Linked DNA regions of Mus musculus: all the other regions are linked to region 3. Evidence: chromatin loops called from intact Hi-C (ENCODE). Cell type or tissue: heart. All regions are shown on one strand. Each heading gives the region's core, and the rest is flanking DNA. Links, peaks and the distances in the headings are about the cores only.

Evidence for each region. Hi-C counts contacts between places; a loop is a spot of excess contacts. Peaks named below come from ENCODE experiments on the same cell type or tissue, not always from the same donor. Only the 100,000 strongest peaks of a DNase experiment are listed, where the experiment ranks them.
Region 1: a loop joins it to region 3, with 3 times the contacts of the local background. A loop is called at or near these places in 1 of 42 quality-filtered maps.
Region 2: a loop joins it to region 3, with 2.0 times the contacts of the local background. A loop is called at or near these places in 1 of 42 quality-filtered maps.

The regions. Positions count from the first base shown.
Region 1 is chr4:86,744,313-86,751,912 of GRCm38, forward strand. It overlaps Dennd4c (DENN/MADD domain containing 4C), which reads left to right and starts at 4,243. Exons shown (of 32, transcript NM_184088.1): 1 at 4,243-4,600. It overlaps Gm6521 (predicted gene 6521), which reads right to left and starts at 5,092. Exons shown (of 1, transcript NR_168733.1): 1 at 3,213-5,092. In heart, for the core only: CTCF peaks have their summits at 4,074 and 4,281; DNase peaks (open chromatin) are centred at 4,179 and 4,469; H3K4me3 peaks cover 2,423 bases; H3K27ac peaks cover 1,898 bases.
Region 2 is chr4:86,647,312-86,654,911 of GRCm38, forward strand. It overlaps a transcript of Plin2 not described here. Among named protein-coding and RNA genes, the nearest start is that of Plin2, 19 kb to the right of the region's middle. In heart, for the core only: CTCF peaks have their summits at 2,574 (motif pointing right), 4,760 (motif pointing right) and 5,870 (motif pointing left); no DNase peak of the experiment used is centred there.
Region 3 is chr4:86,570,339-86,577,938 of GRCm38, forward strand. It overlaps Rraga (Ras-related GTP binding A), which reads left to right and starts at 5,335. Exons shown (of 1, transcript NM_178376.3): 1 at 5,335-6,947. The coding sequence starts at 5,581. The coding sequence ends at 6,522. In heart, for the core only: a CTCF peak has its summit at 4,132 (motif pointing right); a DNase peak (open chromatin) is centred at 5,333; H3K4me3 peaks cover 1,950 bases; H3K27ac peaks cover 1,746 bases.

The DNA.
Region 1 (7,600 bases), core at 1,703-6,702, 170 kb after region 3:
GACACCTGTAAGATGTAGCCGTGAAGAGGGCCACCGAATCCGAATCCTCCTGCCTATTTAGTGCTTTAGCCTTGCAAATCCACACTCTCCAGTGATCTTAAGCACTCACTCAGCAGGCCGGGAGCTAGAATGACACTTCCTTTTTCAGAGGGTTGGCCAGAATACTCCTGTGTACCCTCCTCTTTTTGTGAAGCCGGGTCAGCCTGGGACCTCGTACATGCTAGGCAAGAGGGCTGCAACGGAGCTACGCCCTCATCCCTTATGTATGTTTTTATTTATTTAGCGACAGGGTTTCACTAGGTAGCCTGGGAGGCTTGGAACTCACAGGGATTTATGTGCCTCTGCCTCCTGAATGCCGGGATTAAATGCATGTGCCACCATGCCTGGCCTGTACGTATGCTCGTATCTATAAGTTAAATAAAACTCTAATGCTCTAATGATTATAACAGCTATATGTTGATTGGGCTCTCCAGTTCTCTTCCAGCTTTTTAGAAAAATAACTTGTTTTTTTTTTTTTTTTGGTAAGGATTTATTCATTTTATATTATATATGTGTGTTTCTGATCATTTGTATGTACACCGTGTTTGTGCAGATGATTGCAGAGGCCAGAAGAGGGCATTGTGTCTCCCAGAACTGGAGTCTCAGGTTCTCTGTAAGAATAAGTATTCTTAATCTTGGGCCCGTGTGTTCATCACCTATTTATTTTTTTTAATTGAACATTAAATTTTGTCTTTATTCTTTAGAATTTCATTCATGTACACAATGAGAAATGATCCTATGTATTCCCACCCAAACATATGTTTATTCTATTAGGTCCAGTTAGTGCTGCCCACATGGCCATGGGTGAGGGACAATCCACTGGAAGTGGACTCTGGCACTGGACTCTGGCAAGTGGCTAGGTCTCCAAAAAAGGACTCTTTTCTCCCGAGCAACTATTAACTGCAAATAGTTCCTCAGGAAGGATAGCCAAACCATTCTATATTAAACGTCAAAGTGAATTTACTTATCCTGGATGTGCATGTGCAAGAGTGATCAAGGACATGCAAAATAAAGGATGGCTGGCTCAGATGAAAAGTTAAACTTGCAAGTTTACTCTAGGAGATATTGGGAAGGAAACAGAGATGAAAAAATTATGGTAAAACTTTAGGATGATGAAAACAGTAAGAAAAAATTTAAAAAATTACAGATTTTCTCAAATCTTGTAATCCATCATGTGGAAAAAAATAACTTCTTTGAATTTCCTTTCTTTCTCTCTTTCTTTCTTTGTCTCTCTCTCTTTCTGTCTTTCCTTCCTTCTTTCTTCTTTCTCTTATAAGTAGGAAAAGGTTTTGGCATTTCTGTCTTAGTTAGGGTCACTGTAAGTGGCCAAAAGCAATTCGGAAAGGAGAGGGTTTATTTGGCTTACACGTCCACACCACTGTGCATTGTTGGAAGAAGTCAGAAGAGGAACTCAAGAAGGTCTAGAAGCTGGAGGCAGGAGCTGATGTAGAAGCCTTAAGGAATGGCTTGCTCCCCAGGGTTTGCTCAACCTGTGTCCTGGCTAGTTTTATGTCAACTTGACACAAGCTAGAGTCATTGTAGAAGAGGGAGCCTCAGTTGAGAAAAGCCAGCACACTGACTTTACTGCTTTTAAAGGGTCTCATAGTTTTAATTTTTATTTATATGAATGGTGGTATGCCTGTGGGTGAATATGTACATGTATGTATGGGTAACACTGGAGGCCTGAAAAGGCTGTGTCTTAGTCAGAGTTTTACTGCTGTTAGCAGACACGGTGACCAAGGCAACTCTCACAAGGACAACATTTAATTGGGGCTGGCTTACAGGTTCAGAGGGTCAGTCCATTATCATCAAGGCAGGAGCATGGCAACATCCAGGCAGGTATGGTACAGGAGGAGCTGAGAGTTCTACATCTTCATCTGAAGGCTGATAAGAGAAGACTGGCTCCCATGTGGTTAGGAGGAGGGTCTTAAAGCCACATCCACACTTCCTCTAACAAGGCCAACCCTCCAAATAGTGCCACTCCCTGGGGCAAGCATTTTCAAAGTACCACAGGTAAGTCATCTCTCTAGCATCTGACCTTCTGATTTACAAGTCCCAGAGAATGGGGGATGGGGAGAAGGGGAGGCCCTTTCAGTGCCTGAGGGCTAGTGATATGCAGCCATCAGAGGGACAGATCCAACCTAGGGTCTCACTCTAGCCGAATAAGTTCTCTCCTATTAAGTTAAACCCATAGCTCCGATTAAACATTTTGGAAGCCTTGGTGAGGAAGTAGAAGAAGTCCACAAGTTGGTTGGACAGTGGTGGCGCACACCTTTAATCCCAGCGCTTGGGAGGCAGAGGCAGGTGGGTTTCTGAGTTCGAGGCCAGCCTGGTCTACAGAGTGAGTTTCAAGACAGCCAGGGCTATATAGAGAAACCCTGTCTCGAAAAAAACCAAACCAACCAACCAAACAAACAAACAAACAAAAAAAGAAGTCCACAAGCTAGGTTTTCAAATATGAATGTGTCCCTTAACGTTTCTGCTGGCTGGACTGTTAGGATGCTTCCAGGGCCCTAGATCAACTCCTAACTATTGTTAATGGAACCATATTTATATCACTGTTTCTTCTTGAATCAATTCTGACTGCGAATGTGGTTAGGAAAATGGTGTCTGCTATAGAAGTCAAAAGCCAAAACTTTTCAAACCTGCAGTTAACTTCAGAAATAGACAACCAGGCACATATCAACCAGACTTAACATTATTACACTTGTTAGCAAAAACCGTGAGCAAATGAAAGAGAAACTCTCAGCAAAGTGACCACTATGAACACGGGAGTTCACCCGCTACGCACACATATTTAAAATAATTTAATGAACTTTTTGTTTTTCGAGACAAGGTTTTTTTTTTTCTGTATAGATAGCCCTGGCTGTCTTGGAACTCACTCTGTAGACCAGGCTGGCCTCGAACTCAGAAAATGCCTGCCTCTGCCTCCCAAGTGCTGAGATTAAAGGAATGCGCCACCACTGCTCGGCTTAATGAAATTTTTAACAGCATACAAAGAAAAGGGTTTCACTAAGACATGCTCAAAAACATCAGTCACTTTTGTTCTACTCCCCCCCCCCCCAGCCACCCCTGCCGCCTAATCTGTCTTTTGCCAAGAGGAAAAAAGTTGTAACTTATTTTAAGCTATTTGTTCCTTGAAAAATTGATACCCTAAAAAAATTGTCACCAAGTGGTAGCACAAGTCTTTAATTCCAGCAATGGAGGGTGAGTGTTTAAGGCCAGCCTGATTTACAAATAAGACTTGCAGGAAATGCCAGGGCTAAATAGTGAGACCCTACACACCACCTTACCTTCTGCCAAACAAACAAAACAAATTAAAATATTTTGTCAAAATTTCATTACAGTGAAGACTCTCCAATTCCGTCCTTCAGTACCTGCAGAACTGAAAATTGGGTGCTAAAGAGATTATTATTTCAGAGTACTTGCTGCTCTCTTTAGGACCAGAGTCAAATCCTCAGCACTCTGTCCTGAGGCTCACAACCATCAGCTTCAGAATGTTTACCTCGAGATCTAGGTTACCTTTGAGAGGCAGCAAATTACGATTATCTAAACTAAAGAGTTACTCGTTTGGCGTTATCAAAATCTGGATAGAAGTAGAGAAAGACAACGCAGCTAAGGTCTCTCAGAGGTCTTTGGATGGCTTAGAGAAGGGCAGCCCTCCAGTGTCACTCAGACTTTGGGGTCACACAATTATGGGTGGAACTTCCAGCCTCTACTAAAGAGAAACTGCAAGTCTCTCTAGGCTTTTTTTTTTCTTTCATTGACCTTGAGCTATTCTAAGTCACTTTCTCATTCTCTGAAAACCTGAGCCTGGAGAGGCGGTAGTCACCTGCCACAGGCAACCGCAACAAAACAAAACAAAACAAAACAAAACAAAACAAAACAAAACAAAACAAAACAAAACAAAACAAAACACCGCAGAACAAACAGAAAGGTTACAACTAGCGCCAGGAGAGCTGGAGGACTCTCGCTTCGGCGTCGGGATTCTAAGGAGCGCCCCGAGGTCCGCCAGAATTCTGCCAGGAGGAGGGCGCTCGCGGGGCGGGGCACAAGCGCAGAGGCGTGGCCTGAGCCTGAGGCTTGGTAGGAGTCTGGGGGCGTGGGTCAACCTCTGGGTGGAGCCCAACCACAGGGGCGTGGCTCTAGCGGGGCGGGTCCGACCTCGGACCCCACCCCCCGCGTCCTTTCTACCGCCCCCGCAGAAGGAAAGGGAGAGGGACGGAGGGAGGGAAAGTGGTGTTCTGTGGAAAAGAGCGGAAGGAAGGGAAGGCAAAAAAGAATAGGGAACAGAAACATGGCGGTCTGTGGTCCGGACAGTCTCGCCCCGGGCAGTGCCTAGACGTCGGTCCTCCCGCAGCGCCCGCGGCCCGCGAGCCCTTCGGTCGGCAGTTGCCCTCGCTGCAGGCTGTCCCCTGGAGACCCGGCCGCGCGGAGGCGCAGGCGCAGAGGGGCCCCGGAGTCCCGGCCCTGCCAGCGGAGGGTGCCCAGGCCGCGTAGCCGGCGCTTTCTCACCCCAGGAAGCTCCGGTGTCGGACAGTCGCCGACTGGGCCGGCGCAGGTGAGTCCGCACCGCTGCCCTGCCCGATTCCTCCCGCTCCGCCAGGCCGCTCAGGTAGCGTGCGGGACCGCGCGGGAGGAGGGGAGCGGCCGGCTGGCCTAGTCGCTGAGTGAGTGGGCGGGAGGTCCCCGGAGCCCGCGGGCTGCCGTTCGGAGAGGCTGCGGCCGGAGGGCCTCGAGAGGATCGACTCGGTGCAGGGACCGGGCCTGGCCTCTGCCGCCGGGGTGAGGCGGGAACCAGGCTCTCCGGCCCTGGCCCGGCCGGCGGGGTGCTGAGCGGTGGCAGCTGGGGTGGAGCGTAAGGATCCGTGGACGCTGCGGAGGTGGAGGTACCGGGGTGCAGGCAGGTGCCGCAGGTGAATCCAGGGCATTTCCTCCTCTGCCGGACCGTGGCTGATGTTTAGGGCTGCTTTGTTGGGGATAACTTATAGGAAGGCTCCATTCAGCTCTGGAGTGACTAAACTCAAATAAAGCCAACTAATGAGCCCCTAAGTGCTGACTCTTGTAAGAGCCGTAACTTTAAAGCATTGGAGATGCTGTCACCTCTTCCCCCTCCCCTTTTTGTGATTCGTAGGCCGTTTCCCTCCCGAAGAATGTGCTTGGAGAGAACAAATAAGGAATGACCCAGTTTTTAAAATGCCGCCCCCCCAACCCCCGCTCCCCTTCAAATTTCGTTGGTTTCACACGGGAAAATTTAAGGCAGTTACTGTAGTTACTTGAGCAAATGTGAGAGAAGGCGTCATTCCTGCCTACTGAGAGCACAACTTGCTGTGCGATTTTGTCTAGAGAGGTCATGCACTGTAGTCTGAGCAGTTGACGTACTTAGGCTACTTAATTGTGTGCAAACTCGAGTCCCTAGAAATAGGTCTTGCCGTCTTATCTCCATGCTTCCAAGAAGCAAGCTAGAAAAGATCCTTAGGTGTAGTGTCCTGTTGGCCAGGTTTTCAGTAAACATTTCATTTGATTTGATAACCATGTAAATATACTAAACTACCTCGAATCTAGAACTCATTATGTGACTTTTTTGTTAAAAAAAATTTGCAAAAGGAAAACTTTTTATCATAGTCATTATAACCATAAAACCCACTATATTTTCTGCTTTGCTCTCAATATTAATGTTAAAAAGTTAGCAAACTGCCTTCTTGATAAGACTGGGAACTTAGAAATCTCAGACATAATCTTAGATTTGTGCTCATGAATATGACCTGCCTCTTACTGGATTGCTCTTTTAGTTAGTGGCAATAGGTTTTCTGCTATTCAGTCCACTCCTTTGACCATTTACTATTTATAAAGAAATGGATTGAGATTAAGGGGTCTAATCCTCTTTATTACCGGTCTTGGAGAAGTGATCCCATGTCATTTGATTTTTGGCCAGTAGTACCTTGCTTGGAGTATAATTGTTTGTTTATTTGAATAATAGAAAAGATGTGTCAGAAATGTTGATGTTTTGTATTTTAATAATTTACTCCTGTGTAATTTGTAAACGAGTGCATTCTGGTGGGAATAAACACAGCGTTTGTAGTATAAACTTGAGCTTGTAGCTGAAGAAATTTGTGGAAAAGTTGTGGGTGGAGACTATTCTTAAAAACAAATGTTTTAAAGTACAAGGAACTGCCGCGTTGTGTGGGCTGTGACAGTTGAGGATGGCAGGTTTGGATGGTTATTTGGGCAAGAGCTCTGTCTAAGGAAACACATACTGCATCGTAGGAACCGGCAGTTTGTAACTTTTGCATGGTAAGTAATGACAAGGCACTTTTGCTTTTTTGTGTACCTGCCAGTTTAGACTGAAGCATCTCATATTTTCATTGGTGTTCCCTGCTAAGACAAATACCACATTGGTTTCGCTGCTCACTTTGAAAGCTACATTTTTGCCTTGTTCTTGAACCTTAGCTACAGGTTGTAAAGGGAAAAAGAAAGCAGCTGCGTCAGTGGCAGTTGTCGCCCTCATCCGACTGCTCTGATCTGAAAACAGAGTGTCTGTTATAACTTGAACTTCTAGTAGAAAATGCTTGCAGAAAATTTAGGACACAAGTTTTCATAACGCATGAATTAAAATGTTACCTTTTTAAGGACTGTGCTGCACAAGCCATGCCTTCTTTCAGATGGTCTGTGTTATAGATTTGTATCAGTGGGATGCCTTGGTCGAATGGGAAGTTTCTTTAGCAGTTAAACTTTGGGAAGCCAGGTGTGGTGCTGCATTCTTGAAATCCCCCCAGCACTTGGAAGGTGGAGGCAGGATGACTGTGTAGAAGTGAGGCCAGCCTTTCTACCCAGCATTCCATGACAGCTTGGGTTAAGTGGTGACACTGTGTTTAGAAGAAACAACAGAGCACCACAAAAGACAATTGAAAATCAGGGAGGAATGCCCTGTATGATAGCCTAGGAAAAGAGGTCTTTTAGCATCATGGTATAAGGAATTCCAAGTTTACTTTATTATTATTATTTAAGATTTATAATAGTATTTGTGGGAAGAAGGCCTTGAATTTTCTGAAATCCTCCTGCTTTTGCCTTAGTGTGGGACTAAAGGCATGCCTACTTTTTTGGGGAGAGGGCATTGAGGGGATGTATAAAGTCCTGGTATATAGTTTAGGCAAGCCTATGCTTGCTGTTGTCGTAAATGCTGGGAGAGGTAAATGCCTAGGTAACCTTGAACTTAACCACACAGCTGAGGATGACCTTAAACTCTTCTGCCTCCTATTCCCAAATGCAGGGCTTGCAGGTCGTCCTCACTGTGGTCTGCTCAGACTTTCATTTTCCCTCCAGTTGCTCTTATATCTCTTTTTTCTTTTTTTCCCATGTACATTCATAGTATTTGCTAAGAAAGCTGGAGATACTTTCTCCTTTCAAGTTGGATGACTTTTATCTGTCCCTGTTTCGCTGCTGCTGCTTGCATTACTGCTGTGGAGGAAAGGCAGTGCAATTCTCATTCATAACTTTTGTGCTTTACTATGATGTTTTTAGTTAAACCCAGAGCCTTATACATAATGAACATTGTCTCGAC
Region 2 (7,600 bases), core at 1,703-6,702, 77 kb after region 3:
GATACATGAGATTTCTGAGTTCAAGTACAGCCTGTTCTAAGTAGTGAGTTCCAGGACACCCAGGGCCACACAAGGAAATCCTGTTTCAAAAAACAAAAGAATGTCCTAAAAAACAGAAAATAGCCATGTTCAGTTAAAAAAAAAAAGACTCTCTGGTCCAATTTTATACTACCCAACTTCTATATTTTTATTACATATTTGTGTGTGTGTGTGTGTGTGTGTGTGTGTGTGTGTGTGTTTAGAGATCAGTTTGAGAAAGTAATTCCATCATGTGGGTTCTGTAAGACCCCCGAAGCTGGGCCTCTGCTCAAGTCCCAGGATGAGCTGGCCGGCACCCCAATGACTCCAGAGAAAACCACACCTGATGCTAACTGCAAGAGGCTTTATTATCAGCTAGCTGAGGATGAACTCCTTTCGCTGTGCAGGGCAGGGGAGTTCGACCCTGAGTGGTAGCAGTAGGGGGCTTTTTAAGGAAAAGTGAGGAATTGGGAGGAGTTGGGAGAAGAGTTGGGAGGAGTTGGGAGGAGAGTTGGCTGCAGCTCCTCTCTGGCGAGCGGTGGGGGGGGGGGTGAGCTGTAGCTCCTCTCCAGCGTCTATCTCCCTGTCCTTGGCACAGGGAGCCAAGCAAGTGCCTGGCTAGGTCTTCCTACAATTATCACATCTATGGTTGAAAGGCACAGAAACAAAAAAGGCTTTTTGCTAGCTATAAAGAACAAAGAGCTTCTTTCTGGCTGTATCCCCAGAGATGGGGAAAACAAGCTTGGGGGAATGTTTTAGGGGCTTTACCTTTCAGGGAGAAATGCTCTAAGTCGGGGTCTCACAGTTTGAAAGAGTCAAACTCAGACCATCAGGCTGGGCAGGAAGCACTTTTACCCATTAAGCCAACTCACAGGTCTACAGCCCAATATTATTATAAAGGCATTTCAGCAATTAAACATTAAAGAATTCTATAAAATGACACAGGATGCATAACAAGATCTCTTACGAAAGTTCACATCATTTACAACTAAGATCAAGCAGCCAAATAGTAGATGAATGTTCACCAAAGACACAGGAATAAAACAGAGGCAACCATTTAAAAAAAAAAGATATATATTACATTTTCAATAAAATAGTGTCTTTCCTTGTGTTAGTTGGGTGGTCTTTTGCCTTAAGAGGACAGGGCTGTGAGTGTGTGGTCATTGGGTTCAATCATCCGCTTCCAACGGAATAATATCAGGAACTTCGTCAGTGTCAGATGTCGAGTCAGCAGCAGGGAAGTCAAGCATCTGTAAGAGAAGAAGCTCAGATGTTACCACATACGCCCTCTTCTTGGCGATGACTGCGGTCAAAAGAACAGGCAGTTAGGACGTGAACGTCAGATCCAAAGCAGCTCCTCACGCCTCCACCCTTGAGTGCTGAGAACATAGACAGTGCCGCCACCACACGGAAACCTCCCTTTCCCAGTTCACCGCTAGAGCAGACTCTGTAAAATACTTTCTTGTGTGCCAGGGGCTCAACTCTCATCCCAGCACTCTGGACGCAGAAGCAGACAGATCTCTGTAAGTTCAGTCCAGCCTTGCTACTACATAGTGGGACACTCTCAAAAACTAGAGAGAGAGAGAGAGAGAGAGAGAGAGAGAGAGAGAGAGAGAGAGAGAGAGAGAAAGAGAGAGAGCATTTTGAGTTATTATTCTTTTTAAATAATAATGTTTTAATTTTGTAGGACTTGTCTAGGAACTGAAATAGCAATTTCTTTTCTAATTTTGATATACAACACTCAGGAGGCAGAGGCCAAGACAATGGTAAGCTTAAAGCCAGATTGGGCTACATAGAGAGAACCTGCCTCAAATAAAACTTTAAAATAGTCATCTCAAGGGGCCAGGGGTGTAGCTCATTGGTAAGCTTGTGTTTAGTGAGCTCAAAGGCCCTGGGTTCCACCTTCAACACACAGGGAGGTAAAAAGGGAGCTGTGAAATACAGTAGTGTAGACTGGATGGCTCCAGCCAAAAAGAAAATATTAGGGGAAAGCAAATGTTCTAACAGCCAAATCAACTAACAGCAACAACAACAAAAACTACCCCCAAATAAAAGGGCAGAAATGAAGAAATGGATCAAGGAGCTACTGTTTTACCCTGTGGCATAAACAGACAAGATATTTTACATGACTGAGAAAAGTCTCTGTAGTGAATGATGGTGAGAGTTGGACTACATTGTGAACATATTTAGTGTTGCTGAGTTACATATCAAAATCATGGCTTGAATGAGGCATGTATGTGGCTCCCATCTGTAATCTCAGCATGTAGGAAGTGGAGCTAGAAGATCAGGAGTTGAAGATCAGCCTCAGTTACACAGCAAGTTCAAAGCCAGTCAAGATCTGAAAAACTAAAAAGCAAGCCGGCCAGAGTTACATTGAATCATAACAGAGAGAGATACTTAGCAAACTCCTGTCTCAGAATGATCAAAATATAAATGTTTGTGTGGCATGAGGGTGTGGGTATACATGTGCCCACACTTGAGCCCAAAGGTTGATTTTTTTTAAAGATTTATTTATTTATTTTATATAAGCACAGTGTAGCTGTCTTCAGACACACCAGAAGAGGGCATCAGATCCCATTACAGATGGTTGTGAGCCACCATGTGGTTGCTGGCATTTGAACTCAGGACTTCTGGAAGAGCAGTCAGTGCTCTTAACCACTGAGCCATCTCTCCAGCCACCAAAGGTTGATTTAATGTGTCTTCCTCAAACACTCTTCACCTATTTTTTGAGGCAGAATCTCCCACTGAGCTTAGATGGCCTTGACTCCACTAGGCTGGCTGGCCATGTGTCCCCGGGTTCTGCTTATTCTGCTGGGTTTCAGACCACACCCCAGCTCCAGGTTTAAATATGGAGTGGTCCAAATTCAGCAGCACTTGACCACTTGGGAAGCAAGCACTTTACCAACTCAGCCATCTCCCCATCCCCAGCACAGTAAATGTGGTGCTTGCTCTATTTTATTCCCTAACAATGTGGGGGAAATGAGGGGCGTGGAAACCAGGAAAGTCTTCACTTAATCACCAGGCCCTCTTCTATTTGTGTCCTTCACTGGACTTTTCCCTAAGAACCCAGGAGCCGAAGATCTGTGCATCTGAGGTACAGTTCTCACTAATGTATCCCTTACGTTTCCCTTGATACAGTATTTTGCATTGTAGCTCTTCAGCAGAGTTCACTTTGCAAAGGTTTTATCAACCTGAGAACCACAGAGCTCAGCAGTGTTACAGAAATTGATTCAGAGCATCAGCAGAAAAGCCAACCCTCATGGTAGCCTTTTGTAGGCTCAAAGATACACTTGCTTAGCTTCTTCCCTGAGCTATTGTTAGTGAACGTATATTTTAACATCTACCAAACCATTTGCATTAATACCCATTCCTTTATATTTTTCCCTTTTACTAAATCTATGTCATAACATAATATTTGTGTACATGCGGTTTTTTTGTGACTCCATAGCCAAGATTAGAATAGCCTCAAACTTGTGGCAGGTTCTCCTGCCTCAGCCTTAAAAATCTTTGGATTGCAGGCATGAGTCACCATGCCTGGTGCACTATATTTGCTTTTACTAAATTATAAGATAGAGCATGAAACTGTAACACAAAAGAGAGAAACAGGAGTTTTCTAGTTGCCAAACAAGAAAGCCAGCTGTGGTTTTCTCCTGCCAGAGAGTTAAGTGTTAGAATGGGAACTCTATATATTATCTGTATCTGTATCATCTGTATCTGTATCTGTATCTGTATCTGTATCTGTATCTGTATCTGTATCTGTATCTGTATCTGTATCTGTATCTGTATCATCTGTATCTGTATCTGTATCTGTATCTGTATCTGTATCTGTATCTCTGTCTCTGTCTCTGTCTCTGTCTCTGTCTCTGTCTCTGTATCTGCACTTTGACATCAGTAAGACATTGGACCAAGTCCCCACTATACTCCTTAGTTCTTTTCAACCTCTTTCTTCATTGAAGTATCCAACTTACCAGGTGAAGAATAAAGATGGTGTGCACTCACTTGTGAAAGGGCATCAATGAACACTAGTGACCTACATACCAATCCTTTGGAGAATGTTGGAGGTTCCACTTGCAGAGCTCTAATCCTTAAAACCAACAACCCATCCACCTTCACCAACACCACCCCCTCTACTAACCCACACACATGCACCACGCCCCCCATCCACCCACATTCACTTACTTAAGGCCTTAGGATGGTTTAGGAGGGCCATATGAACAACTCACCTTCCATATAACCCCATTAATTCAGTGTGCAAGTTCCTTTACACTATTAGGCTGTCTCCATAGTCAACCTGTGTGCTATGAAGGAAATGGGAGAGGGAAGGGGCAGCTAAAAGTAGCCATGGTCTACCATGTTTGGTGAGTTTAAGTTCTAAGTTGGTGATCTTGCCCACCACCTTTTCAGGGCTTTGGGCAATGCTTCACACTCATTTCCCAGAATTAGAAAATAAATACTTGTTTTGTTGGCATGAACAAGCAGTTACATACTGCTAAAGCAGGCCTGTAAGAAGTGTTTTGCTGAAAAGATGACTATCAGGTGAGGATGGAGGGTGGAGTCAGTATGGCCTGCACAGTGCGGCACCAATGAGGTAGCCATAGACCCTCCCCAAGGACAGAAAGCCAGCTGTTCTTTCTGTCATGAAAACTAGAATATCCTGAGCCAGAGATACCACGGTTTTTTTTGTTGTTGTTGTTTGTTTGTTTGTTTTTTGTTTTCAGGCTATTCATCACGCAACCCCTAGGGGGCACCATTCACACGCTACATATCATGAATTCACACAGTATGGCAAATTTCCACAAGATGCCACTAAACACTTTCAGGTCTTTTTTGATTGGCCCTGGGTCCCGGATAATGTAAGAGGCAACTACAGGAATAGAAAGGCTATCCGTAGGGATTTAAACTGCTGGTAAATGTGCACTCGCAGTGCCGACTGTGAGCCTGAGAATGTGCTTGCATCCCAGAGGGCCTGGAGCATCTAGGTCAGTTTCCTTTGCTTTCCTATACTGAACAGTTAGAAACAGCCGAATGGGCTGTTCCGAATGGGCCACACCAAGCTGCCCGCACTCACTTGCCCTCAGTGGGATGCTCTGGGGAGCAATGCAGTGGTTTGCTCTTGACTTAACGAGTCCGAGGAAGTTAGCATTCTCAGAATAGGTGCAGGTTATAACGATTGTTATTATCTATTGTCAGCCACCTAATCAATGTCCACACCTCTGCATCTGATTCACCTAACCAATGTCCACTCCTCTGTATCTGATTCATTTGAGCATTTTGTTTTGCTCTGTTCTTCCCTATGCTAGGCACCGAAGCCATGATCTTGCACATATCAGACAAACACATTATCACTAAAGCTGCCTCTCCAGCTCCAAAGATCCCTCTTGATTCCCCATACTGCTCTGTGTCAACAGCCCATCTTTGATTTTTTTTAAAAAATTTTTATTTTATTTTATTTTTTGAAACTAAGTCTCATAATGTCAAATAATCTGGCCTTCAACTCATCTTCTAGACCAGGCCTGCTCTGATCTGCTGGGACTAAGATATGCACCATTAGGTCCTGTGTCAAGGAACTTCTAAAAATAAAATATTTTATAAAGCCTACACTAAGGGTCTTGTTTTTAGTAAAGGATTATAGATAAGTCTGTTACCTATATACATACTATAAACTCACTCTATGTTTTGTTTCAGATTAATCTTCCTATTTGCTTCCTAATTCCTTCGGCTTTCTAAAGGGCTGGAGAGATGGCTCAGTGGTTAAGAGCACTGGCGGCTCTTCCATAGGTCCTGAGTTCAATTCCTAGCAACTACATGGTAGCTCACAACCATCTGTAATGGGGTCTAATGCCCTCTTCTGGTGCGTCTGAAGACAGCTACAGTGCACTCACATACATAAAATAAATAAATATTTAAAAAGCATCAAAAACAAAAACATAATTTAAATGGTAACCATTTTCTGATCAACTTTTATCAAAATTGACATCATTGATATTTACACATAGGCCATGTAAGCTTGTCATCCTTCTGTCAAATGTCAATTAACACAGTCCATCACTTTTCTCACCTTTAACTTCTAGGAGCTGTTAGACATTTTCTTCCCCACTTACAGGAAATACCACCTAAGTCAGTATTTTCTTTCACTTTGATCAATTTGTTGCTCTGGGGTTCCTATACCTTCCTAGGCTAAAGTGTTATACATAGCAAGTTAGTTTTGTAATAAAGACAATTTAACAATTAGTATCCTGGGGGCTGGAAAGATGGCTCAGTGGTTAAGGGCACTGACTGCTCTTCCAAAGGTCCTGAGTTCAATTCCCAGCAACTACATGGTGGCTCAAAGCCATCTGTAATGAGATCTGATGCCCTCTTTTGGTCTGAAGACAGCTACAGTGTATTCATATACAAATAAAATAAATCTTAAAAAAAAAAAAAAAGAAAGAAAGAATTAGTATCCTTGACAGGCAGTGGTAGCACATGTCTTTAATCCCAGCATTTAGGAGGCAATCAGATCTCTGCATTTAAGGCCAGTCTGGTCTACAAAGTGAGTTCCAGGATAGTTTGATCTCTAAAAAATGAGAAAACTAAGACTAATGGACAGCACTTCACAACCTCTTGAGTTTGTTTCTTTGTTTGCCTGCTGGCTGGCTGACTGACTGGATGGATGAGATAATTTAGCCTCCTCTTTCATAGCACCCAGAAACACCAGCTCAGGGATGACACCATCCAGTGAGCTGGGCCAGATGGATGGATGGATGGATGGATGGATGGAAGGATGGATGGATGGACGGACAGACAGACGGATGGATGGATGACTGACTGACTGACTGACTGACTGACTGACTGACTGACTGACTGACCTGCTGGCAGGCTCACCACACCAGAGCTTACACAGTTATTATTTACTAACCTACCATGGTAAGTAAGAAACCATGTTAGGAAATCCATTAAAACTAATTTTCTGTCAGATTATGCCACAAAGAAGCTGCAATATTTGAAGACACCAAACATCTAAAAGACAATGAGAAGCATGCTTGTATAAGTTCTCTAAACAAAGACACAGACAGGCAAAACTGAGATCAGTGTTCACAGGTCGTGACAGGCAGCAGGGGCTTCATCTAAAACAGACTTGCATTGTTGTCTGGTTTTATTGTTGTTTTGTGTGTCCTTGGCTGCCAGTTGTTTTGTATACCAGGCTGACCTTGAACTCAGAGATCTGTCTGCCTCTGCTTCTCAAGTGCAGGAACTAAAGGCATACACACCTCTAGTCTGTATTCTGTTGCTAAGGAAGAAATGTCAAACCTGTCTCCTCTTCATAATCAATTTAATTAGCACTGAAACTCTTGTAATGGAGAAACACAAGAGGAGACTTTCAGAATTGAGTAGGCAGCATTGTGACGCATGCCTATAATCTCAGTCCTCAGGAGACTGAAGGCAGCCAGAGCTGTGTAGCAAGACCAGTCTCCACAAGAAAAAGCATGTATGTACTTATTGCATGTGAATGCTCCAAGCCAGGTGTAGTACCAAGAGTCCCTCTACTCTGAAGGCTCGTCAGGAGGATTGCTTGAGTCCAAGAGTTAGGCCAGCTTGGGTG
Region 3 (7,600 bases), core at 1,580-6,579:
TCAAGCACAATCTTGGTTGTTAGCCGTTTCCTGTGTGTGCTGCTTAAATGTGTCAGATTTCTCTCATACTATGGGTGATCAAATTAATGATCTTCACAGGAAGATAAAATCTCTTTAAGTGACTTTGAATGGTATCTTAGTCAGGGTTTCTATTCCTGGACAAAACATCATGACCAAGAAGCAATTGGGGGAAAAGGGTTTATTCAGCTTACATTTCCACATTGCTGTTCATCACTGAAGGAAGTCAGGACTGGAACTCAAGCAGGTCAGGAAGCAGGAGCTGATGCAGAGGCCAAGGAGGGATGTTACTTACTGGCTTGCTTCCCCTGGCTTGCTTAGCCTGCTCTTATATAAAACCCAAGACCACCAGCCCAGAGATGGTTCCACCCACAAGTGGCCCGTCCCCCTTGGTCACTAATTGAGAAAATGCCCCACAGCTGGATCTCATGGAGGCACTTCCCCAACTGAAGCTCCTTTCTCTGTGATAACTTCAGCCTGTGTCAAGTTGACACACAAAACCAGCCAGTACAAATGATTATCATGGTTAAGATGGCTTTCCCCTTTCCTTAGTCCTCAGTTAGCTAGGCTTACAATTCTGTTATACTGGTCTATATTAGTTAGATTAGCCATGAAGCAATACATTGAACCTTGGCCTCTATTACAGTCACATTTTTTTTCTTTAAAAAAATAAAGGGGATGGTATATTGGAGGCATGGGGGCTATTGTGCTCACAGATTAGCAATAGGGGAACCAGGAGTGTTAAACACACAGGGTTGTTCATTCAAAGAAAGGAATGTAAAAACCTGTTATCAGCCCAGAAGGCCAGGAGCAGGTGTGGTTAACAGTCGGGTGAGCTTTGGGGTAGCTATGCAGTCAAGGCCACATCCGATCCTCCTCCTGGAACTTATCAGGAGCTTGTCAATCTATACAACCTATCTTTATGGAAAGTGTCAGTTAGAGTGAATCTGTAGAATTCATCTTTATTGAAGATGTCACATGTTGCTTCCAGAGTTCCAATGTAGTCATGTTGAACACTTTATTGTTCACTCAGGAGTAGGTTATCACCAGGAAAGTTTACAAGAAAATTTTCAGTCCTTCAAAATGCCTACAATGAGCTATTCAGGGTCTGATTCCCAAAGTCTGAACAAATACCGGCTACACAGCAATGTTGAAGGAAACCACCTCTCGCACCCCACCAGTTATTACTCTGCTAGCCATGGTGGTTACAGCGATACCCCAAAAGATGGAACTCAAAATAGTGACTGTATGCATGTTCCAAGACGCAAACAAACAGCTGTGTGAAATAAGAAAGATAATGGGTATGAAAGGAATTCAACAGAGGGAGAAAGGTTGAAGAAAAACTGATCTCAAATCTGGAAGTGAAAAAGCATAATAGATCAAATAAACTCTGTGGAAAGAATCAGCAAGAATGGACGGGGGATGGGGAGGACAGAATATCTTGAAGACAAGATGGAGAAAGCAGAACAAAATCTAACAAAGACAAAGAAAAAAAATAAGAAGACTCCAATGGCAATTCCAATATACATATGACATTTGGAAAAGGCCAAATTTGTTAGATTATCAGCATTGAAGAAACAGAAGAATCTCATTCTAGAGACATGAAAAGTGTTTTCAAGGGAACCAAGCAGGAAAAAAAAAATCCCAGATTTAGGAAAGGAGATGCCAGTCCAGACACACAAGGCATTTACAACACCACACAGACAGATCAGAAAAGAGACTCCTCTCACCATATGACAACTAAACTACTTGGGACTGGGAGTTCAGGAGTTATCAGTTGTAGCTGGCCTTCTGGTTATTTTAGTGGGATCTTTTTCTTACCATCTTTCTTTACCCCAATCCCTTCCAACCCCCCAACTAGAAAACAAAAATCCTCACTACAATTAGTATTCCTCATTCCTCTAGAGGAGTCAAGTTTGGTTTCCAGCACCTAGCTAAGGTGGCTCTCCACTGCCTGTAACCTTGGTTCAGAATTCAGTGCCTTCTCTGATGCACAAGTGGTGTACACTCACACAGATGGACAGGCAGACACACACACACACACACACACACACACACACACACATCTGACAAAATTAAAACACTAAATGTTCAGAACAAAGGCTATTGAACTTTCAGATCTGTGCTTACTTGGGAGTACATGTCAAACTCAGGAAGCTAAAAAGGGCCATGTAGGGGTGAGGGCTCTTCATGGGTGAGGGTATATAGAATACATACAATAGGAAAATAGAGGGGGGAGAATACTGGAGGCTAAAACTTTAAGCAGTGATTGGGTCGGGGTACAGCATGAGGGAGGAGTTTGTTAACCAAAACAAAGGATCTAAGGAAAGCATTTATGAAGACCCACTATGTGTAGGCTAATTAAAATGTGCGTGTAACTTTAAACACAGGTACCCAGCATGGGTAGTCAAAACTTCCCCCAGAAGATGTGTGTTATTAAACAAAAACTCAGTTCCAGACCTGGGATCAGGGTCAGAAAGGCCCCAGAGGCTCCCCAAACAACACTGGTGATTGCGGTTGCTCTTGGTTACTGACCATAACTAGATAGTAAGACACTATTGCTCGAGACAGAATATATTTTGGTTGCAGAGCATAAAGACATCAAACTAGGGGCAGGGGAGGGGGCATCGAGCTGGAACAGACCTAAAGCCTTCCTCCCTGCTGGCGAGTTTTCGTGTGCCAGAGGGTACTAACTAAGCAGACTGCAGGGGAAGTCGTCAGTGATACTACCCAGTGGTGAACCCTGAAGGCTATAACACCAACCTGCCATGCCCACTGGTACAATAGCAACACAAAGGTTATGAGGTAACCAACTGCTTTTGCATTGGATCTGAAGCCTGTTGCAAAGGAGAGAATTCATGTCTGGTACTGTAAACTTGAGGAACCTACAAGTTATCTTGCTAAATGGGCATGCCCAACTCCCTTCTAAATATTTATGTTTACATATAGATTAGTTCTGTCCTCAGCCTCAACCAGAGCAGATTCTCTGTAGTGGGCAGCAATTAGTGCAGAGACTCATAACTGGTCAAAGAACTGAGAGTGACTACTGAATGGCCAGCCCTAAGTAAGACATCTATTTCAACATACATGCACGTGCACATGCACACGCACACACACTAACTAAATAATGCATAAAAGGGAGCAATGGCTTGTAAATGTATCTTTTCTACTCCTATTGTCATCCCCAAGGCTTACTGTCTCTGTCTGCTAACCTAGGCCAGGTCCTAGAAGCTTCTAGCTTCCATACAATCTAATCTAGGGCTAGAATGTTTCCTGCCTGTGAGACTTACTGCTGAATAAGCTCACCTTTTCCTGTTCTGATCTCTGGCTGGCTGGTCAACTCAGCTGTTCTGGCTCAAACTCCTCTCCAAACTGACTGATTCAATCTGGCTTCTCTCTCTCGGCCTTTTCTTAATTGCTCTGCTTGGCCTCATACTGATTTTGGCAATCTGTTCTAATCTTCTGACTCCTTCTCAGTCTCTGGCTCCTCTGCCTTCCCCTGTGTTTAGCTTGCTCTCTCTTTTCAACCTTTTCTCTTTGTAACTGTCCTGGTAGATTCTCTCTTTCTCTCTCTCTCTCTCTCTCTCTCTCTCTGTGTGTGTGTGTGTGTGTGTGTGTGTGCTGCTATTGGTTATGTAACCTCTTTCCCCTCTCCTCTTGAGAGCTGGGTGTAGCCTATTCTGTCAAATCTTTCTCTGATTTGTTACTTTGTCTGCCACTCAATTAGACATAACTTTCAAACAAGGTGCTTTCTTCTACAAACTAACTTTACCTTCACTGTTTGGGATTAAAAGTGTGTTCTAAGGGCATATCTGTATTCTAACCAGAGGAATTAAAGGTGTGTGCTATGACTGAGCCACATCACAACTAGAAATCGTTTTTTTGTTTTTGTTTGTCTTTTAGTAAACAATACACTCTCAGGGTTCAGTGTGATCAAATATCCTGCAACAATGATTACTTTTAAATTGTCTTTTTTTATGTATATGAGTACACTGTAGCTACACAGATGCTTGTGAGCCTTCATGTGGTTGTTAGGAATTGAATTCTGGACCTCTGCTCACTCCAGCCCAGAGATTTATTATTATAGATAAGTACACTGTTGCTGTCTTCAGACACACCAGAAGAGGGCATCAGATCTCATTACGGGGTGGTTGTGAGCCACTATGTGGTTACTGGGATTAGAACTCAGGACCTTCAGAAGAGCAGTCAGTGCTCTTACCCGCTTAGCCATCTTGCCAGCCCACTTTTGAATTTTCTTGCATATTGTAAACATTATTTATGTAAATTCATATTTTGCCTGTGTGTCTATGCATCATATGCATGCAGTGCCCACAGAGGTTGAAAGAAGGCATCATCCCCTGGACTGAAGTTACAGTTTCAAGGAGTCACAGTGGTGCTGGGAAGCAAACCCAGGTTCTCTGGAAGAGCAGTGTGTGTGTGTGTGTGTGTGTGTGTGTGTGCACCATATCTGTGCGGGAGACCATGGCTTAAATGATAAGCTATGTCTCTAGCCCCAACATCCAATTTTTGAATGAATAAGTGAGAAAATGTCTTCATTGGTACAGTGTAGTATACAACCTGGAAAGGGCTTTACAATAAGGATGCAGTGTCCTAATTTAGGAATATGACGTGCCCTGGTAATTCTACTGACTCAGCCTCAACTTACTGGATGACACTGCTTATCTCTTCTTAAAGGCTTGAGGCCATGTGGCCTATGGCTAAGTGAGCAGACCTTCTAAGGCACTCAGACTCGTTAACCCCCTCAGGTTTGAAAACAGTTGTTCACACGGTAACCGTGAGGACGAAGCTATTGCATGGTGTTCCATATTACCCTCTACTCGAGTTTTGGATTCTAATTACACATTCTCAAGCTGAGGTAAAAAGAACAAGGAATCAGGATGTCTCCCTGGTAAGGAACTGCCTAGCCCTGGGCAATTAGTTTTTCGAAATCTCTTTCTGCTGGTTTTCATTTGTCATCCCCGCTCCTCTACCTGCCTGATTGTCAAGCCTACAGCACTATTATCTCTCTGAGGTGATAATGGCAGTGGGCGTGTGAGGACTTTTGGCCACGCGGGGGCAGCATTCTCCCTCCCAGGTTCACTCGACCCCTTCTGCAAAGACCCAGGGCAACCCAAGCAGAACAAAACCCCAGCGTGGGCTCGCCCTTTCATTTTAACTCGCTGTGCGCTAGATTGCAATGGAAGAAGCAGTTTCTTAGAATTCCAAGGGTCTCAAAGGAGTAGCCGACGTTCTCGCGATGTCGCCACCGGAAGTGGGTGGCGGCAGGCCCTCGGAGTTCTCGCGAGATGCCGGCGGGAAGTGGGTGGCGGCCGGGCCGAAGCTGATCACATCACTGGTCTGCTCTCGCTAGCTCGGAGCGGCTGTGGCCATTGCCTCGGGCGCTGTTTTCTGAGACCTCGCCTCGCCGCGGTCTTTCCTGCCCCCAGCTCGCGTGCACGGCCTCCGCTGCCGGTCGGTGCTCGGTGTCCCGCCGTCCCCATCCTTGGTCGGTCCGCCGTTAGGCCGTGCCTCAGGCCCAGTCCGTGGCGACGCCGGCAGGTGATGCCCAATACAGCCATGAAGAAAAAGGTGCTGTTGATGGGAAAGAGCGGGTCGGGGAAGACCAGCATGAGGTCGATCATCTTTGCAAATTATATTGCGCGCGACACTAGGCGCCTGGGTGCCACCATCGACGTGGAGCACTCCCACGTCCGATTCTTGGGGAACCTGGTGCTGAACCTGTGGGACTGTGGCGGCCAGGACACCTTTATGGAAAATTACTTCACCAGCCAGCGGGACAACATCTTCCGTAATGTGGAGGTTCTGATATACGTGTTTGACGTAGAGAGCCGCGAACTGGAAAAAGATATGCATTATTACCAATCGTGTCTGGAAGCCATCCTCCAGAATTCACCTGACGCCAAAATCTTCTGCCTGGTGCACAAAATGGATCTGGTTCAGGAAGATCAACGTGACCTGATTTTTAAAGAGCGAGAGGAAGACCTGAGGCGTTTGTCTCGCCCGCTGGAGTGCGCTTGTTTTCGAACGTCCATCTGGGATGAGACGCTCTACAAAGCCTGGTCCAGCATCGTCTATCAGCTGATCCCCAACGTTCAGCAGCTGGAGATGAACCTAAGGAATTTTGCCCAGATTATTGAGGCTGATGAAGTTCTGCTGTTCGAGAGAGCTACGTTCTTGGTGATTTCCCACTACCAGTGCAAAGAGCAGCGAGATGTGCACCGCTTTGAGAAGATCAGCAACATCATCAAGCAGTTTAAGCTGAGCTGCAGTAAATTGGCCGCTTCTTTCCAGAGCATGGAAGTGAGGAATTCTAACTTCGCTGCCTTCATCGACATCTTTACATCAAACACGTACGTGATGGTGGTCATGTCAGATCCATCCATCCCTTCTGCAGCTACTCTGATCAACATTCGTAATGCCAGGAAACACTTTGAGAAGCTAGAAAGAGTAGATGGGCCCAAGCACAGCCTCCTCATGCGTTGAAATAATGCCAAATGCTCTTTAGTAAAATGCTGAATTACGGTGTTTTTTTTTTTTTTGCATCATTTGTCTTTAATATTCATAATGTCATGTGCTTAAAAGTGAGCTTGAAACGTGTGCTTACTATCTCATCTCTTCCCTAGTCTTAGTATTGGACGCTATTTACTCAGCTATCAAGTAGAGATCTTCAAGACGGCCTTTATGAAAAGTTAGTGTGGTGTTAACACTAAAGTAGGTGGGGTGTGGGTGGGTGTGTGTGTATGTGTGTGTGTTCTGGTTACCTGGTTATAATAGAGTATTAAAGCAGTTATCTTCTGTATTATCAGATCACAAAGGTGGAATGTTACTATTTTATCAGCAAGATATTAAAATGTATTTCTAAATCCTCCTTGGTTTCAATCATGAATAAACTTATTAGCAATTTAAAATGTTGTTTGAAATAATTTGCAGGTACTTTATAGATTCTGATTATCCTCAAGTATCATTTAGCTGGCAAATTGGCAATGCTTGGTAGCAGATGTAGTAGTGGTAAAGACTCAAGGGGCTGGAATAGTGACTCTGGTTAACAGCACTATCTGCTTTTCCAGATACCTGGGTTTAATTCCTAGCATCCACATGACAGTTCACAACCATGTGTAATTCCAGTCCTAGGGAATCCAACACCCTCTGGCCTCTACAAACACCAGGCACACAGCTGGTGCAAGCAGAACATCCATCCACATTTAAAAAGTTTAAAACTAATTCAAGGACTAGATATTTATATAATGTAGCTCAACTGGTATATAGCTTGCCACGAATTCACAAGATCTGGGATCCACCACCAGAGGCACATAAAAGCCTGGTGCTAGTGGTGCATGCCTGTAATCCCAGGTGAAGGCAGTATTGGGTGTTTTAAGGTTGTTGGGATGTTTAGCCAGAGATACATGAGACCCCAGTCCCAACAAGTTCTTATGCTAGGGACATAGCTCAGTGCTAGAATGCTTGTCTAGAACTTCCTGGGGTGAAATCCCAGTGCTGATCTTTTACTTTGAAGTCAGGCAAGACGTGATTTCACTATGCCTGCTCTCCTTTTGTGGCTACA